2 separate regions of the Homo sapiens genome follow, and region 1 is linked to region 2. Evidence: read pairs that join two places in POLR2A ChIA-PET (ENCODE). Cell type or tissue: OCI-LY7. All regions are shown on one strand. Each heading gives the region's core, and the rest is flanking DNA. Links, peaks and the distances in the headings are about the cores only.

Evidence for each region. ChIA-PET counts read pairs that join two places held together with the same protein. Peaks named below come from ENCODE experiments on the same cell type or tissue, not always from the same donor. Only the 100,000 strongest peaks of a DNase experiment are listed, where the experiment ranks them.
Region 1: POLR2A ChIA-PET joins it to region 2 with 29 read pairs; 3 of 35 experiments call an interaction of 5 or more read pairs at or near these places.

Annotation. Positions count from the first base shown.
Region 1 is chr5:76,567,996-76,583,148 of GRCh38, reverse strand. IQGAP2 (IQ motif containing GTPase activating protein 2) reads right to left here. Exons shown (of 36, transcript NM_006633.5): 4 at 12,492-12,569; 5 at 7,380-7,456. Among named protein-coding and RNA genes, the nearest start is that of F2RL2, 48 kb to the left of the region's middle. RefSeq lists an enhancer at 833-922. In OCI-LY7, for the core only: a CTCF peak has its summit at 11,334; no DNase peak of the experiment used is centred there.
Region 2 is chr5:76,348,232-76,363,133 of GRCh38, reverse strand. It overlaps a transcript of SV2C not described here. Among named protein-coding and RNA genes, the nearest start is that of SV2C-AS2, 44 kb to the right of the region's middle. RefSeq lists enhancers at 5,243-6,222, 11,830-11,899. In OCI-LY7, for the core only: no CTCF peak of the experiment used is centred there; DNase peaks (open chromatin) are centred at 10,788, 11,353, 11,783 and 12,963; H3K4me3 peaks cover 1,853 bases; H3K27ac peaks cover 4,255 bases.

The DNA of each region.
Region 1 (15,153 bases), core at 4,182-12,181, 220 kb before region 2:
TCATGTAGCTCTTCAACAGTTAATTTATTAAGCACCGTTTGGTACCTAACAGCCAAGTCAAAGGGCTGAGAGCATTCCAAAGGAAGTCATGGAATTAATGTCACCTTTGCTTCTCATGTCTAAGAGAGCACTTTTTGTGAGGTAGCAAGCCTCCTACCACACCAAAAGCTACAGCACACCTGTGCAGCTGAGTGAGGCCAGCAACGGAGGGGTTGCCCAGAGGTAGCTACCGACTCATTGACCCATGTGCTCCTACTTGTACAAATAATATCACTTAAAGTCCAGGAAGCAATAAAGAAAGTTTTAAAAAATACCATTTAGTGTATATCATGAAAGTAGTATATAGTAGTAGTAGTAGTAGTAGTTGTTATCTACTGAACCAAATTTTTCCATCTTAGTCACATACATTACTGCCAATATCACATGGCATTAGTTTTTTCTACCACTTTCAAGATAAAACTAGTGGTATTAGTTTTTTCTATACTTTCAGGATATACACTAAAAGGTACTATCGTAATGAAATGCAAACTTAAAAGGCAGGAGCTAAATTTATTTCAGCTTTCTTGGATCACATTATGTGTAGCTCATTTTGTACTATAACATGTGGAATGAATGTTTGTATATCAAAGCCTCATGGTAGAGCAGAAAGACCACAGGACTAGAATCCAGAAGCGCTGAATCCTGGTCCCAAAACTGGTAAAACCTCAGTGTGTGACTAAGAGCAAGTCACGTAACCCAAGCTTTCAGTTCCCTTATCTGTGAAATGAATGACTTAGACTACAATAACTTCCCAAGGCCCTTCCCCTTCTCAAGTTCCATGATTCTTCATTTAAAACATGTTAAATATAATAGCTGAGAGGCCTGTGCTGAAGTTCAAGTCTGATACCAGTGTTCTTTTAATTTTCTTAGAAGTAGGGAAATAATTGACTTCTTTTGAAGCCATTGGCTGGCTGAATTCATAATAGCACAGGTTCAGTTCTCACATATCCTGGTTTTTACTAACTGTGTGACCTTCGGCAGCCTCTCTGTGCCTCAACTGCCTTGGTGATAAAATGGGAGTAATAATAGTGACCACTGCACAGATATGTTATGAAGATAAAATGAGATTATACCAGTACAGTATTTTGTGCAGTGCCAGGCACATAGTTAAAAGCTCCATTTGTGTTAACCTTTGTTCTTACTATTCTTTGTTAAATAAATGTGTCCTTTGTATACAAACACTTATTGATAACCTATCAAAGTGGTTTTCTTACTTTTTCCAATGCCAAGAATCTCTATTTCACCACAGACTCCATGTTTGAAATAGTTTTATTTACTGAACCAAATTTTTCCATCTTAGTCACATATATCACTGCCAATATCATATCAAAATCCAGGGTTCTATACCTAATTTTCAGCCCCAAACCAAAGGAATCCTGAGGTAGCCTTATCATAGAGAAATTAGTTCAATTAAACCTCCTGAAGAGTTAAATATACAAACTCCAGAGACTTTAACTTGGAATCAATAGCACGTAAGCTGTATGAAGTAACAAGATGTGGTTCATAGTCTCTTAAGAGCTCAGAATTTAGGAAGACAGAAAGGCATAACCACCATACTAATTTAGGACAGAAAGAGGAGGAAAGGGAAAGGAATGGTTCAGAGCACAGAGAGAATTCTGAGCAAGGAAGGACTTGAAAGAAATAAGCAGGTGCAACTGCCTCCCTCACCTTACTTCCAAATACTGCCATCTCCAGATATCCCTTCTGAGAACCTAGGATTAGAGCCTGTCCTTTGAGCTAAGAAACTGTCTTTGGAAATCTTATTTATAAATGCAAATATGTTCACTGTTAGAGATATAATCAATCTGATATAAGGGTTCAATCAGTTTCTTAGGGAAGGAAAAGGTTCTAAGGGAACAGAGTGTTAAGACAAGGAAAGTTATGCATTAATGCCTGAGGAGCAGGTTCAAAGGCCACCTGGTAAGCAAGACAGCCACCTGGCTGTGTGGGAGCTGGCTAGACAAACTCTACTCCACAAAGCTCCCAGAGTACCTGGACGGCTGGTGAACCAGAAGTGGGTCTGCCAGAGCCATGGCATCACCATTGCACCTGAAAACATGGCTGCTGCGACACAGCTACAGTATCAGCAGCGGGAAGAGTAATCCTATCACAGAGGAGAGGCAGACATAGCTTCCGTTTGTGGCTGCCCATGTAGAAGAATCTCAATGGTCAAATGAACTAGACAGCAAGAAAAGCAGAATCCAGTAAGCTAATAAGGTTAAACTTGAAAAATTAATATAAACACATGACTTTTAAGAGGAATCCCTAGAGAGTGGTGGTTCCACATCTCAAAGCAGAAATAATCAGGATAGGACTGGAACATCCTGTTGTGACCACGAGCAAGGATATTTCAAAGAATGTCAGGGACGGTGCTAGAAGGACAAGGAAGTGGGCCAGAAAGAGCTCAGACTGACCAAGCTGAAACAATCTGGTTCATCAAAAAGAAAGAGATATTAATCTTGGTTAAGTCTGAGAAAGGCCACAGGTTCAAAACAATAATCAAGAGAATAATATACAGTGTCCAAAAAGGAAGTTGTAATAAAAAAAAGAGATAAATAGCGAATGTGTATTTATATTGACTTTAACAAGTTGGGGAGCATTATTAAAACACAAGTACTTTGTTTCTTCTATATCTGTTTTTTGTTTGTTTGTTTTGTTTTGTTTTGTTTTGTTCTTTGAGACGGAGTCTCGCTCTGTTGCCCAGGCTGGAGTGCAGTGGCGCGATCTTGGCTTATTGTGATCTCCGCCTCCTGGGTCTATTCTCCTGCCTCAGCCTCCCGAGTAGCTGGGACTACAGGCGTGTGCCACCATGCTTTTTTTTTTTTCTTTTAATTGAGATGGAGTCTCCCTCTGTTGCCCAGGCTAGAGTGCAGTGGCACAGTCTCAGCTCACTGCAACCTCCGCCTCCCAGGTTCAAGCGATTCTCCTGCCTCAGCCTCCCGAGTAGCTGTGATTATAGGCACCTGCCACCACACCTGGCTAATTTTTGTATTTTTGGTAGAGATGAGGTTTCACCATCATGGCCAGGCTGATCTTAAACTCCTGACCTCACATGATCTGCCTGCCTCAGCCTCCCAAAGTGCTGGGATTACAGGCATGAGCCACAACACCTGGCCTATATTTGTTTATATATAGATATTTTTATACTATTTATACTACATGAAAGAATAAAGACCAAGAACTTTGAGTAAACTAAATAGTCCCAGAAAACAAAGGAAGTGCCCCAAGATAAGGAAGAACCAAGGAGCATAGGTGGTGACAGAAACACCGGGTAGAAAGAGGGTCCAGCACTGGTGGTCACATCCACTAACTAAGTGGAGGCAGGACTAGAAACATGATCTGAGATGATAAATCAGCCCAAAAGCCTAAGGATCACTGGGTACAGTCAATCCCTTGTCTCCCAGGGGATGAAAACCTCTAGAAAGCCCAACTAATTAAAAAAAAAATATTTAAAAGGCATACATAAGCTTTTAATAATGTTAATGGATCAGGCCAATACATCATTATGACAGGACAATGGATTATACAATGCTGGTCAAGTGAGACTTAAGAAAGTAAATTATTTCAGGGTAATGGGGAAGGGGGGCAGGGGTGGGGACCAGATTGTAAATAAAGACCTACCTGAAAGCCGGGTACTTAAATGCGGTCTGATTTTTTTTTTTTTTTTTTAAACAAAGAAAGTTTAGCCTGATGCCTGTGGCCAGGGTCTGACTCGCCATGGGAGAAGAACCCAAAGTTGCGCCATGTTCTGACTCACAAGTGATCCATCCGAAACCCAGATCTGTAATCATGGCAGGTTTGAAAGGGTATTCTTTTGTTTCTGGTGCCACGAAGATTATGTCAATTCTGGGTAGGTATCAAAATAATATAATAGCCAAGGACAACTCAAAACTAGTTATAAATAATAAACAAAATGAGTGAAACTTGTAGTATGGGTCTTACAGAATAGGTTCCAGTGTAGTAAGTTTGTAATAACGTACCTGGGCATTTCACCTGCTCTTTAAGGTATCTGAAGTACTCAAAACATCATTTCTACTAAATTATTCCAACTCTTTCAAGGAACTCACTTTTATGACTGTTTAAACAAGTAACAGTTGTTTAATATCATTTATTATACATCTTTAATAAGGTGGGCACTAAACAACATGTCAAAAAAGTGTTCTTACCCTTACGTAAAAGGCCTCCAGATATTTTTTAAAAATTAGTATAGTAACTAGTTAGTAAGGCTCTCACTCTTAAACTGGTTCCTTTTCAAGGCAGAGGCTTTATAACATTCCAAAAGAAGCCACAAAAGTAAAACATGCCATACGCAGTATACACTTTAAGTTCAAAGATATCAAAATAGTTACAGTGGTTTTTACTTGGTGTTGAGATAGTGGGTATTTTAGCTTTTTCTTTAACATTCTTCCTGGATTTTCCAATTTTTTCCACAATGAGCATACATTACTTTTGAAAAAATGAGAAAAAGACAAACATTTCTTTAGAAAAAGAATGATGTGGCCGGGCGTGGTGGCTGATGCCTGTAATCCCAGCACACTGGGAAGCTGAGGCAGGCAGATCACGAGGTCAAGAGATCAAGACCATCCTGGCCAACATGGTGAAACCCCGTCTCTACTAAAAATACAAAAAATTAGCTGGGCATAGTAGTGCGTGCCTGTAGTCCCAGCTACTCAGGAGGCTGAGGCAGGAGAATCACCTGAACCCGGAAGGTGGAGGTTGCAGTGAGCTGAGATTGCACCACTGCACTCTAGCCTGGTGACAGAGTGAGACTCCATCTCAAAAAAAAAAAAGATGCCATCCACCGCTAAGGTGAGTCTGTCTACATTAGGTGAAGCTTGAGAATTTCCTCCCTTTGCTGCTGTGGTAATGTTCATGGAGTCTGGCTTGAGAACACCAAGCTAAACTGACACAGGGATTGGTGAGTGGTAGGACACGAGACTGGGATCAGAAATAAAATGATAAGGTGAGGGGCAGGCAGCAAAGGGGAACACAGATACAAACAGGAAGCAAGCATAAGCACCCAGAAGTTAGGTTGTTAAGCCCAAATCAAGATGACAGGGAATAGGAGACAAGTTTGGTCAGGGCTAAGAGCTAACTTTTTAGATCAAGTCAGGCCCACAGGCTGGGGCAGGAAGAAGGCAGCGCCTGGCAAGCTTAACTTCCTAGGGAAACTTCCTTGCTGGCTTCTGAGTTATAATCAGAATCTCTGACCTGCCTAATTACTCTACCAGGTAATAACAACTCTCAAATACAGCAGCAGTGCTGTATTTGCAGCCAGGATATAAAAGCTGAAGACATGTTAGTTCATTTCCATCATCATTTCTAACTATGCAGCAAGAGTATTTATCAAACCCACTGTATTTATTAGAGGATTGTTCCTCAGCTTTCAAATGTGTCTTGCACAACAAAGCAGAATATCAGCCTCCTTTGAGTGACTGACTGCATTTTAAATCATAGCAGGAACAAGTTTTGGTGGAAAAAGCTGCAAGATACACTTGGGACTTCTCGGCTCCATAGTGAGAGGCAGCTATACAATAATTTAGAACAAAGAAAAGCGAGGAGAATGCTATTTACTAAATAAATATTGCTTTTGAAGATAAAATATCCTACTTAAGATCAGATCTGGTGAATGACATGACCCAACAGGAATCCCCTCCAGGATGAGTAAAAGTAATGGAGATGTCTATGATGAATAACTGAAAAACACAGTCCTGGAAAATATCACATCAATATTTGTATACAATTGGTAATAATAAACAAAAAGTTGTTTTTTCTTTGTTTACCAAGCTATTCAAGCCATTGTTAAAACCATGGCAAATACACATGTAAGTCTAAGTGCAGCTCTAGATAGCTCCTTTAGGAGAACCATGATATCACCAGAAAGGAACTTAGCATACCATTTGTTTATAAGCTCCTTAACATGAATGTCCCAGTTGTCTATTTCAGAAAATCAATTGAAACTTATACGAGACAGCCCACGAGCATGCGACAGAACTAGAGATTAGCACTGTGATGCACACATGTAGCAATGGCATTAACTAGTCGTGGCTGGCTTAGCAGCTCATAGACCCAGTACTAACTATAGTGTTATCATTCTAAGATCAGAAAAATATTTAATAAAGAATATCAGGCAACACAAGTTGAAAATATTCCTCAACATAAGCACTTTTGCACAAGGAGCTTTTAGAAAACCTGTGGCATAATGATACTCTCGCCACATCTGAGAAGGCAGCATGAAGTAGGTTTGTTTTTACTGTTGCTGTTTTTCTTTTTTTAACCAGTTGTTCTAAGTTACTAGAATAAAAAAAAATCATAGCAAAGGCACCTACACTTGGTCTATATTTCTAGCAACTGTCATCTTCCAAAGCAATCCCATAAGTACTGACTGGGGGAAAAAGTCAAATTATATGACATAATCAAATTTCTTCTCTAGAAAGCCAACACCACCATGAATTATTGTAGAAGCATTTTCCTTTGGAGAGGAAAAGAGCCAGGAAGAAGTCAACATAAACCTCTAGGCAGAGTACTCTGCCAGGAAAATGACTTCTAGTGATGAAAACACAAGGCAGATGTTCTAAAAGTAATTTAAAATTTAATCAGACATGAAGTCTTCCAAAACCATTACCTGTGTACATTCAAGACAACAGCCACAAACTGGATTTTTAGAATAATCTTTGTTACCATCTAAAAATCACATTTCTTCCAGGCCAATAAGATAAAATGTAATCTGTGAACTAGCAGAATTTCAGCATTTTCAAAAATTAAGTTATTGAACAATTGCTTTAAAATAATGAATGTGTCTTGATTTGACTAATTTACACCAAACTACTATGTTTCTTCTTTATCCTTAGGGTACAAATTCTATTGAACAGAAGATCAAAAGAAACCATTCTTACCTCTATTTTCTTAATTTGTAAGAATTGAACTAAATTATAATTTTAACTCATTAAACCAAAATTATGACTATTAAAGTTGCTCATTTGATATATCTGCATTATATTTGTAAACTAGGTCATAACTCAAGAATATAGTAGTACATTACAATTGGATTTCTAGAAGTTTCAACCTAAATTTTCTCTTTATTGTACTTAATGGTTTTCAATCATTTTCTGGTTTTCTATTTTGAGTTAGATTTAAAAATCAGAAAAACATTTTTCAAGTTCAAGAATTGCTTATATGTGACCATTATTTTAATTTTGTACCAGCAAATCCAAAACAATGGAATTTAATAAAAAGTTCTTCAAACTATTAAAGTAACTTAAAACCTCTTTTAAAATTGAAATTTTAGTTTTATTTAAATCTACTTCTTAGAGCACCTTTTAGCTGCATTTTCCCCCTACCTCAGTGCGTGAATGCAATATATCATTCTTGGTATGTTTTTCCGATCATAGACATCTGTTGTTTCTGGATAAAATATCTGGAAAACAAAAGAAACAATATTTATTATATGTTTTGCTTCTCACAAGTATTTTAACTTCCCAAAATGACCCTATTTTGATTGTCCTTGCTATCCTATAATTATTTAAATATAGAGGAACCTCTCTGCCATTGCTTCATCTTGCTGTAGAGATAGACCAATCACCATATCTGGACCCCTGCCTGACAGCATGCCTCTTAGTGGTCCACAGGAGGATGGTGGGGTCCCCAGCCAGCTACTCCAAGAAGGCTGTGTCCACAGTGCTAGTGGCAGTGTTTCATTTCATAGGGCATATGAGCACATGTGGGCTCTGCCTCCTGTAGCCTTCACACTCCTGTGACTTCCCAGAGGTCCCATGGGCCTGAGAAGGGTGTCCTTGTTATTAGCCACTTTATTGCATTGTTAAAAACTTGGCATATGTGCTCTGTACACATGTATACATGCATATACAACACACACACACACACATTTAAAAAATCTGTTTAAAGTAAGACATTTTCACCAAATAAAATCTGGAAAGTATATAAGGTATGAAGGAAAAACATCTATGACCCCACCTCCCAGATTGTCACTATTAGCAATTTTGTCCCTATTTTTCTTCTGGTCTTTTTTTCTGTATGTCTCTGATTTTTTTAGGTTTATATATATGTGTGCATGTGAAAACAAAATTGTACTTAGTGTAACCTGTTTAAAACACTTTACAGAACACAATTATTTCCCATCCCCTTCATTATACTATAAGATTATTTTTAATAGATGTATATGATTCGTTTATATTTTTGAACCCTAGCTTAGCCAGTTAATCCATGGTTGAACATTTGTTTTGCTTCTAATTTTTCCCTATTATAAGCCACTGCAATGAATATTTCTGTATTTTCTGAGCATCTGATTATTTTGGATAATCATCTAAATATGAAATTACTAGACTGAAAGGTCTGAACATCAAAGTTTTGAATACACCTTCACACTCTTTTCCTTTTTCTAACATGTTTTATTTTAGGTTTGGGGTACATGTGAAGGTTTGTTACATAGGTAAATGTGTGTCACGGGAGGTTATCCTACATACTATTTCTTACTCTTTTTCTTAAACTTGAAACTAATAGCCTGATAAGAAACAGATTTCAGGCCAGGTGCAGTGGCTCACGCCCATAATCCCAACACTTTGGGAGGCTGAGGCAGGCGATCACCTGAGGTCAGGAGTTCAAAACCAGCCTGGCCAACATTAGCCAGGCGTGGTGGTGCATGCCTGTAATCCCAGCTACTTGGGAGGCTGAGGCAGGAGAATTGCTTGAACCCAGGAAGTGGAGGTTGCAGTAAGCCAAGCACGTGCCACTGCATTCCAGCCTGGGTGACAAGAACAGAACTTCATCTCAAAACAAAACAAACGAACAAACAAATCAACAAAAGAAACAGATTTCAGAGTGAGGCACCAAACTTCTCTGTTCCTAAGCACACACAAAAAATAATTAAGCTTGAGGCTTTTAAAATTAAGATAATCATTTAGACATTATTTACTTTAAGTAAATATTTTATAAAAACTGACATCAAAAACTAAAATAATGCATCATATGGTAGTACGTGATACTCAAGTGCAATTTCCTATTGGTCACTGAGAAAAGCTGAGAAAAGAAAGAAGCAAAGTTTCTTGAGCTACAAAATATATAATTACTAAGTACTTAAAGAAATGGCAGTAGCCTAAGAAATTTAAAAAGCCTTTCCAACTTTCCTTTAATGCATTTGCTACTAAAGTATCAATGAGAAGAGGATCCCTAAATTCAGAAGAGTATTAGCTGGGCATGGTGGTGCTTTGGAAGGCAGAGGCAGGTAGATCACGTGAGGTCAGGAGTTCAAGACCAGCCTGACCAACATGGTGAAACCTCGCCTCTACTAAAAATTAAAAAAAAAAAAAAAAAAATAGCTGGGCATGGTGGAGCACACCTATAGTCCCAGCTACTTGGGTGGCTGAGGCAGGAGAATCACTTGAACCCAGGAGGCGAAGATTGCAGTGAGCCGAGATGGCACCACTGCAGTCCAGCCTGGGCGACAGAGCGAGACTCCGTCTCAAAAAACAACAAAAAAGAGTATTACCGGTTTAAAGTTTTTTATGTAAGCAGAGAATAACTACAATTGCCTCTTCCCTTTTCTTTAAACAAGAATCTTTTATATTTATATTTCTCCTGGAAAGCCATTATAAATGACTTCCTTCAGCAAGGAGATGAGATCAATTTATCATTCACCAGAATGTTTTATGCAGCATTGTATTTCTGGCACCTAGCATGATACTGAGCACAGAGTAAGCACTTAATATTGATAAATGAAGGAATACAAGTTAAATATGATACATCAAAGTCAACTCAGTACAGTCTCTTGCCCCTGCAATGCAATATATCAATGACTTCATAATAAAAACCAATGTTAAAATAAAATCTGCTCTATAACACCACTTGTTTGGCCCTAAATACATACAATTTGAAAAGGTTTACATCAAATCTATCAAATCCAATGAAATTATCTGAATTTGATGTTGCCTTATACAAAACAATTCTGTTTAAATTCGTTTTTTATTAATCGGTTTATCATCCAGCCTCTAGTTAGTAGTTGCTAAATCACAATCCAGAAATATGAATTATGTATTACAGCCAGTTCCTAGAAGGAAACAGCATTTAACGTTCTGGGCATTTTAGGAGAAGAGAAAATAGTTTGATTAAAAATGGCAGAACAAAATTTAAACACTGATCATTTCAAGATAAAATGAGACTGACCTAAAACAGATATGAGCACAATTATATTAAAAATGGGCATTAATAAATTACATTTAAAGAATCTTCTGTTTCTGTGGCAGTGGGTGTTTTTCACTGCACACCTGGCACAACAGAGGTCTTCATAAGCCAGTAGCTTATCCTCTTGACCTCCAGCGAGACCACTCCTAAATAATTTTTTAAAAATAGCTGTACAGGCCAGGCATGGTGGCTCATGCCTGTAATCCCAGCACTTTGGGAGGCTGAGACGGGCAGATTTCCTGAAGTCAGGAGTTCGAGACCAGCCTGGCCAACATGTGGAAACCCTGTCTCTACTAAAAATACAAAAAATAGCCAGGTGTGGTGGTGCCCACCTGTAACCCCAGCTACTCGGGAGGTTACACTTGATAACTCGGGGGGTTATCCTACATACTATTTCTTACTCTTTTTCTTAAACTTGAAACTAACAGCCTGATAAGAAACAGATTTCAGGCCAGGTGCAGTGGCTCACGCCTGTAATCCCAGAACTTTGGGAGGCTGAGGTGGGCAGATCACCTGAGGTCAGGAGTTCAAAACCAGCCTGGCCAACATTAGCCAGGCGTGGTGGTGCATGCCTGTAAGTGATAACCCCGAGAATCACTTGAACCTGGGAGGCGGAGGTTGCAGTGAGCCGAGATTGTGCCAATGCACCCGAGCTTGGGTGACAGAGCAAGACTCTGTCTCAAAAAAAAAAAAAAAAAATAGCTGTACATACTAAGCAACACATAGGAGCAAGCTATTGACCCAGATGGGTCTCAAGGACCATATACAGAGTGGAAACGATGTGACTCAAAGGATACCCGCTATATGATTACACTTATATATTGTGCTCAAAATGCCAAAACTATAGAGATCGAGAACATATTAGTGGTTGCCAGGGAACAGGGCTGGGGGAGGGATGCAATCAGAAGGACCACTCTTCTGTGTGTCTGTGTCTTGATTGTGGTGGTGGTTACACAGATCTATTCATGGGATAAAACTGCACAGAATCACACATACATGCACACACATGCCCACTTACACAAATAAATGCATATGAAATGGTGAAAATGGAAAAAGGTCTGTAGTCTAGTTTACACTAATACACCAATGTCAATTTAACATGTACTGCAGTTAGATGTCACCACTAGGGGAAAGCTGAATGAAGGATAAACATAGAAGTACTATTTTTACAACTTCCTGTGATTCTATAATTATTTCAAAATAACAAGTTTAAAAAAATAGTTCTACAATTTTTATCAAATGTAATTATTTCCTCATTTCCTCCACTTGCCTAATTCTCTCACAGACTTTAGGATGCCTGCTCTTCAAATTTAACAAGCACTGAATGTTTGCTGAGTTAAATTATATTTAGGAGATCTATTTTAGGAGTAAGAGCTATAACCCACTAGCCTTTACAAGTGATATTATGATTTATAATGATAATTTATACGCCGGGCATGGTAGCTCATCCCTGTAATCCCAGCACTTTTGGGATGCCGTGGTGGACAGATTGCTTGGGCTCAGGAGACTGAGACCAGCCTGGCCGACGAGGCAAAACCCTGTCTCTACAAAAACAAAAACAAAAACAAAAATTAGCTGGGCATGGGGCAGCTACTTGCCTGTGTTCCCAGCTACTTGGGAGGCAGAGATAGGAGAATCACTTGAACATGGGAGGCGGAGGTGGTAGATTAAGCCACTGTACTCCAGACTGGGCGACAGAGCCAGACTCTGTCTTGAAATAATAATAACAATAATTTACAAAAAATAAATTTATAATAATTTACAGTAATAAAGTGTATACTAATACAATGAGATTTCTTTTTTTTTTTTTTTTTAATAGAGACAGGGTCTTGCCATGTTGCCCAGGCTGGTCTCAAACTCCTGGCCTCAAGTGATTCTCTCACCTTAGCCTCCCAAAGTGCTGGGATTATAGGCATGAGCCACCAAAAGTGGCTGAGACTTAGAATCTTTATGTACAAATAGCAACACAAGAAAGGGAGTTGGCTATTTTAGATAGCTCACCTATCTACCAGCTATAGCTTGTTCTGCCTTTATTTTGTGCACAATTTTACCTGGCTGCTCTCAATCTGGGCACATCCCTCATTCTGAGTTCTTGCCATATGTTACTTTGGATAGGTCTTTCCATGTTTTTTAGTCCTCACATTTCTCATTTCTACATTAACATAACCCAGTCTCCAAAGTCATTGCTCATAAAGAGATGTTTGTGTACTACCCCTTTGCCTTTCTAGTTCAGATTCCAGTGCGTGAAGGCTTACCTTGGGTAGACCAATAGACTCCATCGCTCTTAACCACTGGACGGTATTATCTGTGTGTCGAAAATGAAGGCCAGACTTCTAAAGTGACGATAGGAGGGAAAAAGGGAGAGAAGGAACCACACAAAAAGTGAGTCATTTGCAATAACTTTTTTCATGTACAGGATGCTTTTCAATTGTATTTCTCCTGGAACAGAGTTATTAATGTTCACATAAAGCAAACAGAGGCGTGCTAAAGGATGTATCTTGGCAACATCCCAACCATCTGTGATGAACCATGAATTTCCATAATTCACACGTTTGAGGTAAATTCTGAACTAGAATCTCCAAGACTGTTTAATGTCTAGCTCATGCTTAAGGATGTTTTATGAGACACATGTACACAGGCGTGGGTGTGTACGCACATACACACACATGCATGGTGTCCAGATTTTGGCAACCATGGCTGAGAGGCCTAGCAACTTCAGAAAAAGACAGGATTTTTAGAAGACTACATTTTTTTTTGTTCTAATCATGAATAGAATATTTCTGCAGAAAACCTGGAAAATAGGAAAATATAGCAAAATACAAAGATGAAAACAAAAACCATCCCACAATTCAGAACTAACTTTAGTATTGATTCTTCTAATTTAACCCTGATCTTGGCCTTGTATATAAGAAACAAACCTTCAGCAGAAATATTTAACAAGATCTTTTTCTACCCCTACAATAAAAATAGCTTTTGTGTATCTTCCATTTCTTCTTTATAGCCCTCATCAGATAGTCATTCCTTCTGCACAGCCTGTAAGTATAGCATTCTTGCCTGTATCTCATAAAAATTTATCAGGAATGAACCATTAAGAACTTTAAAATGATCTTGTGCTTTTCACTAATTAAATGCATAGCACCATGTTATCTATTTATTGTAATTTTTAATAAATGTACAAAACAATAACTATAGCAAGTTTTACCATATAACTAACATTCAGTAGTAGATAATCACATTCAGAAAGTTTGGCTCTCCCCACCTTCTGTTACCTTCTACAATCTAATAATTTGTTGTATAAAAAGTATTTTCATTGCTGTTAGAAATATAAAGTATAAGCAAATTAACATTTGACAAATGTTTATGCCTTCTCAATGGTGGCCACTATTCGTGATTGAACCATGTGTTCCAATCACTTCATGTAAATTAACCCTAATTTTCAAAACACCCTGAAAGGTAATTATCATTCCTATTTTTTTTTTTGCAGTGTTCATAACAGCTTTATTTTAATAGACTCAAACTGGGAATAATGGAAATGTCCTTTAGTGGGTGAATAAGATTAAATAAACTCTGGTGCATTCACACAATGGAATAAATTTCTATTTTTTAAAGATATGGAAAGATAGACCAAAAAGATGATGTGATTTGCCTAAAGTCAAGTAGTTGTCAACTGACTGACCTAGGATTCAAGACTACATCTCTCCGGATCTGAAAACCTTCCCTATGCTAACACTCTATCAGAGAAGAATGAAGGACCTAGATTGTTTGATTATTCTTTGGAAGGCAAAAATTAACTACTAATGAACTAGATAGAGGAAGGGAGAGTTGAAGGAAGGGAAGAAGGAAAAGGAATAAACAGAGCCCAGAGAGTTGACAGGTCAGGCTATACTGTTTGAGTGTTTATAACTCAGCAAAAATTTGCTTATGCAAATAATTTTCAGACAAGGCCACTCTGTGACCATGGAAGAACAAGATAGAAACAATCCACAATCAAGTCTGAACCAAGACAGGTATGAGAACCCTCTGTGCCACAAAATAAATAATGTCCCCCTCTTCCAACTAATATGAGGTACTCTGCTTTCTTTACTGATGACAATCTAAGTCCCTATTCAATCTTCCCACCTCTTAGATAAAAATTACCAAGACACCAAATTGATCCCACTTTCTGATGACACCCAAAAGAAAATGGGTTCTTGCTTCCCTAAATCCCTACTAGAACCACCCAGCACAAGCCCAAATCTACTCATTTCTCTTCACTGTGGCAATATGGGTATGCACTTTTCTTGCCCAACAAGTTAAATAAACCTAATCTTGTTTGACCACAGAGGGCTTCTGGTGTCCAAAACTGGTGGGCTCCAACAATCCCAAATTATGTAACAAAGACACCCATGTGTTTAGTGGTCTTGTTAGCAAAGTAATCTCAGGAAAGATAGAAATCTCTCTGAACCTTGGTTCCTGAGCCACAAAATGCTTCTTTGAGTTGCAGAGATTAATCTGAGAATATATGGAAGGTATTTAGTTGCAAAGTGCACCTAAGAATGCAGTAAATATTAGCTATTATAATTATTACAATACAAGATTAGGCTTGGAACTTTCGTTTACCTTTAAGGTCAGAAAAAATTTCAGTGCTTCATGTTAAGAGGCACTGAAGAAAAGGGTGGTTATCTTGGTCATATTTCTGCAACAAATGAAATGACAGATTTCAAATCCTTCATCCTTTTAAACTACCTGAGAATGCTGACTTCAGAATCCTGTGATTCATGTTAGCACACTTTCGTTAGTGAATTGCAGCAATAACATTGTCAACATACTGAGTTTGCTTCACTTAGAATGAAAATGGTCTTCTAATTAGGCTTGAAATAATCCCAGTCCACTATAATCATCTTTAACAAGTCTTTTCTTCCCGCTCCAGTCCTGTAT
Region 2 (14,902 bases), core at 6,526-14,525:
GGGATTACAGGCGAGCGCCACCACGCCCCACTAATTTTTTGTATTTTTAGTAGAGATGGGTTTCATGAGCGTCCGTGTGAAGAGACCACCAAACAGGCTTTGTGTGAGCAACATGGCTGTTTATTTCACCTGGGTGCAGGCGGGCTGAGTCCAAAAAGAGTCAGCGAAGGGAGATAAGGGTGGGGCCGTTTTATAGGATTTGGGCAGGTAAAGGAAAATTATAGTCAAAGGGGGTTTGTTCTCTGGCAGGCAGGAGTGGGGGTCGCAAGGTGCTCAGTGGGGGTGTTTTTTGAGCCAGGATGAGCCAGGAAAAGGACTTTCACAAGGTAATGTCATCACGTAAGGCAAGGACCGGCCATTTACACTTTTGTGGTGGAATGTCATCAGTTAAGGCGGGACAGGGCATATTCACTTCTTTTGTGATTCTTCAGTTACTTCAGGCCATCTGGGCGTATACGTGCAAGTCACAGGGGACGTGATGGCTTGGCTTGGGCTCAGAGGCCTGACATTCCTGCCTTCTTATATTAATAAGAAAAATAAAACAAAATAGTGTTGAAGTGTTGGGGTGGCGAAAATTTTTGGGGGGTGATATGGAGAGAGAATGGGCGATGTTTCTCAGGGCTGCTTCAAGCGGGGTTAGGGGCAGTGTGGGAACCTAGAGTGGGAGAGATTAAGCTGAAGGGAGGTCTTATGGTAAGGGGTGATTTTGTGGGGATGTTAGAAGAAACATTTGTCATATAGAATGATTGGTGATGGCCTGGATATGGTTTTGGATGAATTGAGAAACTAAATGGAATAACAGAAGGAGAAAAACAGGTATAAAAGGTCTAAGAATTGGGACGACTCAGGATATCTGATTAGAGAGTGCCTAAGGAGATTCAGCATAGTCCTGCCAGCAAAGATTATTTATTTACTTCAAGAGTTAAGAGTGGCAGTTTGGGGATAGCACCAGGAGATATCAGCTGTGATGGCTTGGAAAAACAGTGTAAACCGGCAGTGTAAACAAGAGCAGGGCATGTATGAGTAGTTGAGAACGGTGAATAGGAGTATGACTAGACAGAAGATAGTAGGGATGACAAGTTTTCGGGGGCACAGTCTAAGTTGGTCTGGTGTCTGGAATGAGACTGGGGCCTAATAAAAACGAGCGTCTACACAGGAGCTCAAATGGGCTGTACCCTGTAGCATTCCGAGGACAGGCCTGAATTCTGAGAAGGGAAAGTGGTAACAGTATTGTCCGGTCCTTTTTGGTGGCTGAGCTTGGTGAGGTGTGTTTTTAAAAGACCTTTAGTCCATTCTACTTTTCTTGAAGATGGAGGACCGTAAGGGATATAAAGGTTTCACTGAATACTAAGAGCCTGAAAAACTGCTTAGCTGATTTGACTAATAAAGGCTCATCTGTTTTCAGACTGTATTGAGGTGGGAAGGCTAAACTGAGGAATTATGTCCGACAGAACAGAAGAAATGACTGTGGTGGCCTTCTCAGACCCTGTAGGAAAGGCCTCTACCTATCCAGTGAAAGTATCTACCTAGACTAAGAGGTATTTTAGTTATCTGACTCAGGGCATGTTGAGTAAAGCTAATTTGCCAGTCCTGGATGGGGCAAATCCTCGAGCTTGATGGGTAGGGAAGGGAGGGGACCTGAATAATCCCTGAGGAGTAGTAGAATAGCAGATGGAACACTGAGAAGTTATTTCCTTGAGGATAGATTTCCACGATGGAAAGGAAATGAGAGGTTCTAAGAGGCGGGCTAGTGGCTTGTACTATAGTATAACCTGCCTTTGCTGGTGTGTGGCGATTAGGCCTGGTGGACCATCAATAAATCAAGCGTGATCAGGGTGAGGAACAGGAAAGAAGGAAATATGGGGAAATGGGGTGAATATCAGGTGGATCAGAGAGATACAGTCATGGGGGTCAGGTGTGGTATCAGGAATAATGTGGGAGGCCAGATTGAAGTCCGGGCCAGGAACAATGGTAATTGTGAGTACAGCTGAAGGAGCCGGGGAGCAGAAAGTATATGCGTCAGGTATGAGGAAGAAAATAGATTTTGGAAGTTATGAGAACTGTAGAGAGTGAGTTGAGCATAGATTGTGATTTTGAGGGCCTCTGAAAGTATTAATGCAGTGGCAGCCGCTACACGCAGACATGAGGGCTAGGCTAAAACAGTAAGGTCAAGTTGTTTGGACAGAAAGGCTACAGGGTGTGGTCCTGGCTCTTGTGTAAGAATTCTGACCACACTAACCATGCCTAGGAAGGAAAGGAGTTGTTTTGTAGAAGGTGCTGGGGTTTGAGAGATCAGTGGGACACGATTGGCAGAGAGAGCACGTGTGTTTTTATGAGAATTATGCCGAGATAGGTAACAGATGAGGAAGAAATTTGGGCTTGATTGAAGTAATGGGGGCTGTCTGTGAAGCTTTGCGGCAGTACAGCCTAGGTAATTTGCTGAGCTTGATGGGTGTCAGGGTCAGTCCAAGTGAAAGCGAAGAGAGGCTGGGATTAAGGGTGCAAAGGAATAGTAAAGAAAGCATGTTTGAGATCCAGAACAGAATAATGGGTTGTAGAGGCAGGTATTGAGGATAGGAGAGTATATGGGTTTGGCACCACGGGGTGGATAGGCAAAACAATTTGGTTGATAAGGCGCAGATCCTGAACTAACTTGTAAGGCTTGTCTGGTTTTAGGACAGGTAAAATGGGGGAATTGTAAGGAGAGTTTATAGGCTTTAAAAGGCCATGCTGTAGCAGGCGAGTGATAACAGTCTTTAATCTTTTTAAAGCGTGCTGCGGGATGGGATATCGGTGTTGAGTGGGGTAAGGGTGATTAGGTTTTAATGAGATGGTAAGGGGTGCATGATCGGTTGCCAAGGAGGGAGTAGAGGTATCTTATACTTGTGGGTTAAGGTGGGGGGATACAAGAGGAGGACGCAAAGGAGGCTTTGGATTGGGAAGAAGGGCGGCAATGAGATATAGCTGTAGTCCAGGAATAGTCAGGGAAGCAGATAATTTAGTTAAAGTGTCTCAGCCTAATAAGGGAACTGGGCAGGTGGGGATAACTAAAAAGGAGTGCTTAAAAGAGTATTTTCTAAGTTGGCACCAGAGTTGGGGAGTTTTAAGAGGTTTAGAAGCCTGGCCGTCAATACCCACAACAGTTATGGAGGCAAGGGAAACAGGCCCTTGAAAAGAAGGTAATGTGGAGTGGGTAGCCTCCATATTGATTAAGAAGGGGACGGGCTTACCTTCCACTGTGAGACTTACCTGAAGCTCGGCGTCCGTGATGGTCTACGGGGCTTCCGAGGCGATCGGGCAGTGTCAGTCTTCAGCCGATAAGCCGAGAAGATCTGGGAAGGAGTCAGTCAGAGAACCTTGGGCCAGAGTTCCAGGGGCTCTGGGAGTGGCTGCCAGGTGAGTTGAACAGTCCGATTTTCAGTGGGGTCCCGCACAGATGGGTCACGGCTTAGGAGGAATCCCGGGCTGCGGGCATTCCTTGGCTTGGTGGCCAGATTTCCGGCACGTGTAGCAAGCTCCTGGGGGAGGAGGTTCTGGAGGAATGCCTGGCCGCTGCGATTCAGGCGTTTGGAAGTTCTTGTGTGCTGGAGATGTGGCTGGGGTTTGTCTCACAGTGGAGGTAAGGAATTGCAACTTTTTTTTTTATTATTGTACACCTTGAAGGTGAGGTTAATTAAGTCCTGTTGTGGGGTTTGAGGGCCAGATTCTAATTTTTGGAGTTTTATTTAATGTCGGGAGCAGATTGGGTAATAAAATGTATATTGAGAATAAGACGGCCTTTTGACCTTTTAGGGTCTAGGGCTGTAAAGCGTCTCAGGGTTGCTGCCAAACGAGTCATGAACTGGGCTGGGTTTTTATATTTGATGAAAAAGAGCCTAAACGCTATCTGATTTGTGATAAAGAAAAAGGAGCATTAACCTTGACTATGCCTTTAGCTCCAGCCACCTTTTTAAGAGTAAATTGCTGGGCAGGTGGGGGAGGGCTAGTCACGGAACGAAACTGTAAGCCGGACCAGGTGTGAGGAGGGGAGGCGATAAAAAGATTATAGGGTGAAGGAGCGGAGGCTGAGGAAGAATTGGGACCTAGCTTGGCCTGGCGAGGAGCGGCCTGGGGAGGAAGGGAGACATCAGATGAGTCTGTAGAAAAGGAAGATTAGAAAGACTCAGCGATGCTTGGGGTTGGTACTGAGGGGACAGGTGGGAGGGAAAGAAGGAAGATTTGGGACGAGTTGCACTGGGCACAGAGACTAGGAAGGGACTGATGTGTAAAAGAATGCCTGGACGTCAGGCACCTAAGACCGTTTGCCTGTTTTACAAGAATTACTTAGATTTTGCAGGATGGAAAAATTCAAAGTGCCATTTTCTGGCTATTTGGAACTACTGTCGAGTTTGTATTGGGGTCAAGTGGCATTGCAGAAGAAAATAAGGTATTTAGGTTTTAGGTCAGATGTGAGTTGAAGAGGTTTTAAGTTTTTGAGAACACAGGCCAAGGGAGTAGAAGGAGGAATGGAGGGTGGAAGGTTGCCCATAGTGAAGGAAGCAAGCCGAGAGAAAAGAGTAGAGAAACGGAGGGAAGGAGTTCGGGGGTTCTTACCTTCCAGAAAAGTGGGAAAAGGGGTTGGGGCGCAGAGATAAGAGGTCGGGGCACGGAAATAAGGGATTGGGGTGCAGAGATATAAGAGGTTGGGGTGCGGAAATAAAGGATTGGGGCGCAGAGATAGGTTGGGGCACGGAAATAAGGGATTGGGGCACAGGGATAAGAGGTCGAGGCGTGGAAATAAGGGATTGGGGCGCAGAGATACAAGAGGTTGGGGCGCGGAAATAAGGGATTGGGGGTTCTTGCCCCGTAGAAAAGCGGGACTTGCCGCTAAGGGTGAAGGAGAAGGGGTTGAGGGGTACTTGCCCCTCACTCAGAAAAGCAGAGAAGGGGTAAAGAAAAGGAGAGAAGGGGTTGGGGTACTTGCCCCTTTCCCAGAAAAGCGAGACTTGCCGCTAAGGGTGAAGGACCAAGGCAGGCATACCTGCGTGGTCTGACACCTTTGAAACGTGGGTGAATAATCAGGCGTCCCTGCAATGATTAAACACCAAGGGAAGGCTGTCTTCCCAGTCTGTGACCGGCGCCGGAGTTTTGGGTCCATGGATAAAACGTGTCTCCTTTGTCTCTCCCAGAAAATGAAAGGAATTGAAATTAAGAGAAGGGAGAGATTGAAGAGTGGAAAGGAGAAAGTGGTTGAGGGACAGTGAGAGAGGCTGGAGAAGAGAGTAAGAAGAGGCCGCTTACCTGATTTAAAATTGGTGAGATGTTCCTTGGGCTGGTGGGTCTGAGGACCTGAGGTCGTAGGTGGATCTTTCTCACGGAGCAAAGAACAGGAGGACAGGGGATTGATCTCCCAAGGGAGGTCCCCCGATCTGAGTCACGGCACCAAATTTCATGCGCGTCCATGAGAAGAGACCACCAAACAGGCTTTGTGTGAGCAACATGGCTGTTTATTTCACCTGGGTGCAGGTGGGCTGAGTCCGAAAAGAGAGTCAGCGAAAGGAGATAAGGGTGGGGCCGTTTTATAGGATTTGGGCAGGTAAAGGAAAATTATAGTCAAAGGGGGTTTGTTCTCTGGCGGGCAGGAGTGGGGGTCGCAAGGTGCTCAGTGGGGGTGTTTTTGAGCCAGGATGAGCCAGGAAAAGGACTTTCACAAGGTAATGTCATCACTTAAGGCAAGGACCGGCCATTTACACTTCTTTTGTGGTGGAATGTCATTAGTTAAGGTGGGGCAGGGCATATTCACTTCTTTTGTGATTCTTCAGTTACTTCAGGCCATCTGGGCGTATACGTGCAAGTCACAGGGGACGTGATGGCTTGGCTTGGGCTCAGAGGCCTGACAATGGGGTTTCACCATGTTGGTCAGGCTAGTCTGGAACTCCTGACCTCGTGATCCACCTGCCTCAGCTCCCAAAGTGCTGGGATTACAGGTGTGAGCCACCACGCCCGGTCAAGAGTTGTTTTTTTAAAAAAAAATAGAGTTTACTCTCCAGCACTGCCCTTCCCTTCCTGGAGGTCAATGAATGGGGCTAATAGTTTCAACCCTCTAATCACTTGGTCTTTTTGATGACCAGCCCCATCCTGAGGCTACCTGCGGGCCCTGCCCTAAGTCACTCATTAGTGACTTAAGCTCAGATGTGATCAAATTGCTCCTTACGAATAACAAGACACTCCTATCTCTTAGGAAATGCCAGGACTTTTTTTTTTTTTTTTTTTTTTGGGAGATGGAGTCTTGCTCCGTTGCCCAGGCTGGAGTGCAGTGGCGTGATCTCGGCTCACTGCAACCTCTGCCTCCCGGGTTCAAGCGATTCTTCTGCCTCAACTCCTCGAGTTGCTGGGATTACAGGCATGCACCACTATGCCCAGCTAAATTTTTTTTTTTTTTTTTTCAGAAAGAGTTTTGTTCTTTTTGCCTAGGCTGGAGTGCAATGGCGCCATCTTGGCTCACAGCAAACTCCACCTCCTGGGTTCAAGCAATTCTCCCTGCCTCAGCCTCCCTAGTAGCTGGGATTACAGGCGCCTGCCACCATGCCCGGCTAATTTTTTGTATTTTTAATAGACATGAGGGTTCACCGTGTTGGCCAGGCTGGTCTCGAACTCCTGACCTCAGGTGATCCTTACCCGCCTCGGCCTCCACAAGTGCTGGGATTACAGGTATGAACCACCGTGCCTGGCCAATTTTTGTATTTTTATTTTTATTTTTTGAGACAGAGTTTCACTCTTGTTGCACAGGCTGGAGTATAATGGCGTGATCTCGGCCCACTGCAACCTCTGCCTCCTGGGTTCAAGAGATTCTCCTGCCTCAGCCTCCTGAGTACATGGGGATTATAGGCGTGCGCCACCATGCCTGGCTAATTTTGTATTTTTAGTAGAGACGGGGTTTCTCCACGTTGGTCAGGATGGTCTCGAACTCCTGACCTCAGGTGATCCACCCGCCTTGGCTTCCCAAAGTGCTGAGATTGCAGGCGTGAGCCACCGTGCCCAGCCAAGGAAATGTCAGGCGTTTTTAGGAGCCTTGTGCCAGGAACCAGGGACAAAGACCAAACACACATATGGCAATTAGGAAAACCAGAGCTCAAGTCAGCCTCCGTGTAAACTTGGACAAGTCTCTTAATCTTTTTGGGTCCTAGTTTCCTTAACCTTATCATTTATAGTTGAGTTAGGCAAGGGGTCTAAAGTCAAATCTCTGCAGTGGCCAGGCATATGACGTAAATGAAATGATCCTGACTTCAGAAAAAAGGAGGCAGAGTCTATTCTGCTTTCCTCTTAACTCAGGCTTAAGAAAACAACAGTGAGTAGCTGGGTGCTGTGGCTCACGCCTGTAATCCCAGCACTTTGGGAGGCGGGGACGGGCAGATCACCTGAGGTCAGGAGTTCGAGACCAGCCTGGTCAACGTGGTGAAACCTCGTCTCTATTAAAAACACAAAAAATTAGTCAGGCGTGGTGGCGGGTACTGGTAGTCCAAGCTACTTGGGAAGCTGAGGCAGGAGAATTGCTTGAACTCAGGAGGCACAGGCTGCAGTGAGCCAAGATCATGCCACTGCACTCCAGCCTGGATGGCAGAGTGAAACTCCATCTCAAAAAAAACAAAAGAAAAAGAAAAAGGAAAACAACAGTGCAAACCTAATAATAAACGGTCACCAAGGCTCTGCTTCAAAACCATAGAAGCCACAAGGAGCAGTGGGGACTAGAGTAAAGGGAAGAGGACATCTTCCAGGTGGGGCTGCCATAGCTTATCTGTAGCTAGGACTGTGGGCCAAGTGCTCCTAGGCCTTCTGAGTTTTCAACGGAATTAAGAAATACGGATTGTTTTTCCGATGTGAAATCTTCTGAAGTTTAAATTTTGGGCAACTAATTCAAAACTTAAGAAACAATCTCTGTGCCTTTCACTCCTGCAGGAGCCAAACTAAAACAAGTGTGGTTTGTTAGGCCACCTGTTTGTGATTTCTAGGTGGCAATGTAGTTCCTAGAGCAATGCTTCTAAAACAGATTTCTGGACTCATTGGGAATGTTAGCAGGTTCAGCCTCTTGAAACCATACACTAAGATTTCTGAGTATGCATTTTTGAGAGGAGACCATTCATAAGTTCCATTAGTGTCTTTCTTTTCTTTTCTTTTCGTCTTTCTTTCTTTCTTTTCTTTCTTTCTTTCTTCTTTTTTTTTTTTTTTTTTTTTGACAGAGTCTCACTCTGGCTCAGACTGGAGAGCAGTGGTGTGATCTTGGCTCACTACAACTTCCACCTCCGGGGTTCAAGCAATTCTCCTGCTTCAGCCTCCCGAGTAACTGGGATTACAGGCACATGCCACCATGCCTAGCTAATTTTTGTATTTTTGGTAGAGACAGGGTTTCACCACGTTGGCCCAGCTGGTCTCAAACTCCTGACTTGAAGTGATCCACTTGCCTCGGCCTCCCAAAGTGCTGGTTTTACAGGTGTGAGCCACCGTGCCAGGCCCCATTAGTGTTTTAAAAGGACTATTTGGCTGGGCACGGTGGCTCACGCCTGTAATCCCAGCACTTTGGGAGCCCAAGGCGGTTGGATCACAAGGTCAGGAGTTCAAGACCAGCCTGGCCAAGATGGTGAAACCCCATTTCTACTAAAAATACAAAAATTAGCCAGGCACGGTGGCAGGAGCCTGTAATCCCAGCTACTTGGGAGGCTGAGGCAGGAGACTCGCTTGAACTAGGGCAGCAGAGCTTGCAGTGAGCCAAGATCGAGCCACTGCACTCCAGCCTAGGCAACAGAGTGAGACTCTGTCTCAAAAACAAAACAAACAAACAAACAAAAAAACAAAAACACTCATGACCAGCAAACTTTTTTTTTTTTTTAAATACCCAGCTAGTTTTTGTATTTTTAGTAGAGATGGGGTTTCACTATGTTGGCCAGGCTGGTCTCGAACTCCTGACCTCATGATCCACCCGCCTCGGCCTCCCAAAGTGCTGGGATTACAGGCATGAACAACCACACTGGCCAGCAAACTTTTTAGCCCCAATAACTGGCCTTGCACAGCTTTTCAGCGCTAACTCCAGAATGCCAAGCAATTAATGATGATGTAATCAGACACTTGGTTCATTCACTCACTCATTCATTCCACAATAGTTAGTGAGCATTTACTATGTATGAGGCATCTTCTTGGCACCGGGAATATAGAAGCAAATGAAAGAGACAAAGTCTTTATTCCCATGAAATGGACATCCTAGTGGAGGGACACAGATAATATCTATAAAAGCAAAGAAGTACATATTATGTCAGGTGATGATGAGGGCTATGCAAGTTAAAAGCCTCAGGGTGGGGCAGAGGGACATTTTAAGTAAAGGCGTCTTGGTTAAGATTTTACCTGAGTAGACACCTAAGTAAAGGGAAAAGCCACTTAATCACCTGTAGAGAGCATTTCAGAGGAGGGGCAAGCAAAAACAAAGGCCCCTGGGCAAGTGTGTAAAGTGGTCTGTTTGTGGAGTTGCAAGGTTAACTATACCTCCTAGTGGGAATACAAGGAGGTTTTCAGAATTTTTTTTATAAGACAAAGAATTCCTTCAAATTGTTTGTAATGCTTTTCTCTCTTTATGTGATAAAGCCAAGTTTAGAAGCAGATCTTAGAAAAGAGGTCCACACCCACTAATGGCTCCTGCTATAAACTGGCTCCGTTGTTTCTGAGAGCTGTATAGTAAATTTAAGGAGAGCTATAAAATTGTTCACACTTGTTGACTTGGTTACTTCACTTTGTGGGATATTTCTACAAGGCAAAAGAGAGAGAAAAAAGACAACAATAAAGAAATCTACTAAGTTCTTAGCAAGACCTTGTATAATATATTTGGAAAATTTCAAGTAATTTTAATCCTCAAAAATGGAAAGAAAGCCAGGTGCAGTGGCTCGAGACTGTAATCCCAGAACTTTGGGAGGCTGAGGCAGGAGGATTGCTTGAGGCCAGGAGTTCAAGATCAGCCGGGGCAACATGGCAAGACTCTGCGTCTACAAAAAAAAAATTAAAAAATTAGCTGGGCATGGTGGCTCCCACCTGTAGTCCTAGCTTCTGGGGTGGCAGAGGCAAGAGGATCACTTGAGCCCAGTTAAGATTATAGTGAGCTATGATCATGTCACTATTGCACTCTAGCCTGGGCAACAGAGCAAGACCTTGTCTCAGGAAAAAAAAAAAAAAAAGAGGTAAAAATAAAAAAAAGAATTTCAATATGCTTAGATTCTATAAGACTGTTTAAATGACACATGGGAGCAATATTAATATGTGGAAATGTATTATATGAAAAATGTAAAGTAGAAAAAAACTAAGATACAGACCTGTGTATTTATGCTGATTAAAATTGTGGAAAATGTACCGATGCATATTAAAAAGACCAAAAGAGAATTTGGAGGGATATGAAATATTTATTGTCTAGCCAGCTTTTGTCTTAGTCTGTTTTGTGCTGCTATAACAGAATACCACAGACTGGGATCATTTATAAAGAACATATTTCTTTCTTACAGTTCTGAAGGCTGAGAGGTCCAAGGGACCAGCATCTGGTGAGGGTCTTCCTTGCTTCATCATTTCATGGTGGAAAGAAGAAAAGCAAGAAAGTCCAAGAGAGAGAAAGAGGGGGCTGAACTAGCTTTTATGACAAACCTACTCTTGCAGTAATGAACCCACTCTTGAGATAACGTTAATCCATTCATTAGGACAGAGCTCTCATGACCTAATTACCTCTTAAAGGTCCCACCTCTCAACAGTGTTGAACTGGGGGCTTATGTTTCCAACACGTGAACTTTGGGGGCACAGTCAAACCATAACAGCTTCCTTTTTGGATGGAGTTGCTTACGTTCATAATTAATCTTTACTTTTTTTTTCTCTTGTTGGATTACATGGCAGATGTTTTTGTTTTGTTTTGTTTTGTTTTAAGACAGAGTCTCACTCTGTCGCCCAGGCTGGAGTGCAATGGCGCAAGCTCAGCTCACTGCAACCTCCGCCTCCTGGGTTCAAGTAATTCTCCTGCCTCAGCCGCTCAAGTAGCTGGGATTACAGGTGCCCACCACCATGCCCAGCTAATTTTTGTATTTTTAGTAGAGATAGGGTTTCACCAGGTTGGCCAGGCTGGTCTCGAACTCCTGACCTCAGGTGATCCACCCACCTTGGACTCCCAAAATGTTGAGATTACAGGCGTGAGCCACCGCGTCCAGCAGCCGATTTTTTTTTAAAGTGAGATTTTATCCTCTGTAAAGTACAATCCCTTGATGATGATGCTCTAAATGACAGAACTATTTGCATGCACTGAGCTTGCCATGCGAGGGTGAGAAATTTGTATACCGGGTCCACAGGAGACACGGTCTGGCTAGCACTATAGTTGGAGCTATTACAGCAAGGTGCTTTTGTTGTGGTTTTAGTATCAGCACTATAGAACAGATACACTGACTGGGACAGAAGACCAACAGCAGCTCGAGTGGAGGCAGCTAGCTCTGTAAACTGACATTTCCACTGTGGCAGGGTGTAGAAGTGCTGAAGCAATTCCCTGCTGAGACAGTTCCCATACCTTTCTAGATGCAGCCTGGCATCCAATTTCATGCTTGTCTCTTTGTGGGAAGAGGGACACCCCAGCTCATAGAGGTTTCCAAAGCAAAATACTATCTAGCCCAGACTGAACATTGAGACTATTTTTTTTTTTTTTGAGACTGGATCTCACTCTGTCATCCAGGCTGGCGTGCAGTGGTGCGATCATGGCTCACTGCAACCTCAACCACCTGGGCTCAAGCTATCCTCTCACTTCAGCCTCCTGAGTAGCTAGGTCTACAGGTGCACGTCACCGTGCCTGGCTAATTTTTTTATTGTTTTTGTAGAGACAAGGTCTCACTATGTTGCCCAGTCTGGTCTCAAACCCCTAAGCTCAAGTGACTCTTCTACCTCAGCTTAACAAACTGCTGGGATTACAGGTTCAGCTATCTCACCTGGCCTAAGATATATCGTTGTTATTCAGGTCAATGGCCGCCTCCAGAAAGCTGCCTTCCCCGGCCATTCAATCTGAAGTTGCACCGACCCAGTGATGCAGATGCATCATCCTGTTTTGTGCTCTGCATACCATCTTAGAGAATTTTTTTTTTTTTTTGAGATGGAGTCTCACTCTATCAGCAGGCAGGAGTGCAGTGGTGAGATCTTGGCTCAATGTAACCTCCGCCTCCCGGGTTCAAGCGATTCTCATGCCTCAGCCTCCTGAGTAGCTGGGATTACAAGCATGTGCCACCACACCTGGCTCATTTTTGTATTTTTAGTAGAGACAGGGTTTCACTATGTTGGCCAGGATGGTCTGGATCTCTTGACCACATGATCCACCTTCCTCGGCCTCCCAAAGTGCTGGGATTACAGGCGTGAGCCACCATGCCCAGCCCATCTTACAGAATTTTGTTGATCTATTTGTTTACTTATTGTCTGTCTTTCCCCATTCTGATGTAGGCTCCTTGAGGAAAGGAACAATGTATTATTCCCTTTGGTGCCTAGAAATATTTCTGGCTCATTTTAGTTCCTTAGTATATATATTTTTAGTGACTGAATAAAGATACTTGCACCAGTCAGCAACCTGCTGTCTCTAGGCCTCCGTGGTGTTATAGCTAAAGCCACACTGAACAAAGGATTTCACACTGGAAAATGAGACCACAGAACCTGGCTGCTGCACTCATTAGAGTCTCAACAGGCATGTCACATTTCCTGAGGCCCCAGGAAAATAGTTGCTCTGGAGAAGGCAGATGACTGCCTTGCTTCTCCTTGGAGAGTTCCCCATATTCCCATATCCCTTCTTCTTCCTTCTCTCTTCCTGGCCCTTTGCTTCTCTGGGGAATGAGGGATAGAAGATAGGTAAGTCATGGCAGACAGACAGGAAATCTCATATTTTTTTCTCTAGCAGCTAAAGGGCCCCTAGAGAGGAAAATCACATGTATGGAGGGCAGGATGGAGGAAATGGTAATGGTCACTTAAGACATGCAGATTTGTGATCGTTTAATTCTTGCATCATTTTAAACATACAGTGCACAAAATAGCTCAAGATGAAGGATGTAACACACCTCCTTGAGTCCATAAAACCAGAACCTAGCATCTGAACATCAGTGGGAAGCTAAGGCGCTTGCAATGCTATTATCAACATGAAGTTGGTTTCTGTTGTGTGGACACAGAAAAACTGTCTTACTTGTACTTGCTATAGCAAGTCTTCAACTGCATACCTGGGGTTATTACTCTGGAATGTCTGATACACTGCTTCACTGTGTGAGGATTTTAAAAGTGTAGCCATTGATGGCCCAGCATGGTGGCTCCTGCCTATAATCCCAAGCACTTTGGGAGGCCAAGGTGGGAGGTTCACTTGAGGCCAGGAGTTTGAGGCTGCAGTGAGCTATGATTATGCCACTGCAGTCCAGCCTGGGTGACAAAGTGAGACTTTGCTTCAAAAAAAAAAAAAAAAAATGAAGGCTAAAAATCCATCTCTTTCCATGTGTTCTTGTGGAGAGCCAAAACTTTCAAGGATTTTTTCTAGTCAGTCATTTTCTGACAATCTAAACTGAATTGTTTAAAATATACATGTCTTTGGTAATAATCACTGGATTATTTTATTTTTTGAGATGAAGTCTTGCTCCATCTGGAGTGCCCAGGCTGGAGTGCAGTGGCGCGATCTCACCTCACTGCAACCTCCCCATCCCGGGTTCAAGTGATTCTCCTGCCTCAGCCTCCTGAGTAGCTGGGTTACAGGTGCGCGTCACCATGCCTGGCTAATTTTTGTATTTTTAGTAGAGACAGGGATTTTGCTATGTTGGCCAGCCTGGTCTCGAACTCCTAACCTCACGTGATCCCCCTGCCTTGGCCTCCCAAAGTGCTGGGATTACAGGCGTGAGCCACCGTGCTTGGCCTAATTACTGAAATTTATTGAGGGCTTACTCTGTGCCTGACACTGTTCTAAATACTTTACATTAACTCAACAACCCCAAGAGGTAGGTACTATTCTTCTTTTTTATTGATGAAACAAATGAGGGACAGAGAAGTTAAGCAACTTATCCAAGGTTAACTAGTTAGACATGATAGAGTATGGAAATGGACCCAGGAAATTTGGCTCTAGCATCCATGTTCTTTTTCTCTTTTTCGAGACAGAGTCTCACTCTGTTGCCCAGGCTGGAGTGCAGTGGTATGGTCTCGGCTCGCTGCAAACTCTGCCTCCTGGGTTCAAGCTGTTCTCTGCCTCAGCCTCCCAAGTAGCTGGGATTATAGGCACCTGCCACCACGCCCAGATAATTTTTTGTATTTTTAGTAGAGATGGGGTTTCACCATCTTGGCCAGGCTGGTCTTGAACTCCTGATCTTGTGATCTACCTGCCTCGGCCTCCCAAAGTGCTGGGATTACAGGCATGAGCCACCATGCCCAGCCCATGTTCTTAACCATTACTGCTCTACAGGGCACCTAAAGATTTAGCTTTATTATATAGAGTCACATTACTCATGTACAACCTTCTCTGGTACAGTTAGCTGCTGAGTTAAGTGGGCAGTGAAACCAAATGCTGACAAGGATGTGGAGCAACAGGAACTCTCATTCACTGCTGGTGAGAATGCAAAATGGTACAGCTTTGGAAGTCAGTTTCGCGGTTTCTTACAAACTAAACATATCCTTACAAATAATCCAGCAATCATGTACCTTGATATTTACCCAAAGGAACTTTTATGTCCATACAAAAACTTGCATATGGATGTTTATAGCAGCTTTCCTTATAATTGCCAAACTTTGGAGGCAACCAAGATGTTTGTTAGTAGGTGAATAGATAAATGGATGCACCGTGGTACATCCAGACAGTGGAATGCTATTCAGTGCTAAAAAGAAATGAGGTATCAAGCCATGAATATACATGGAGTAATATGCA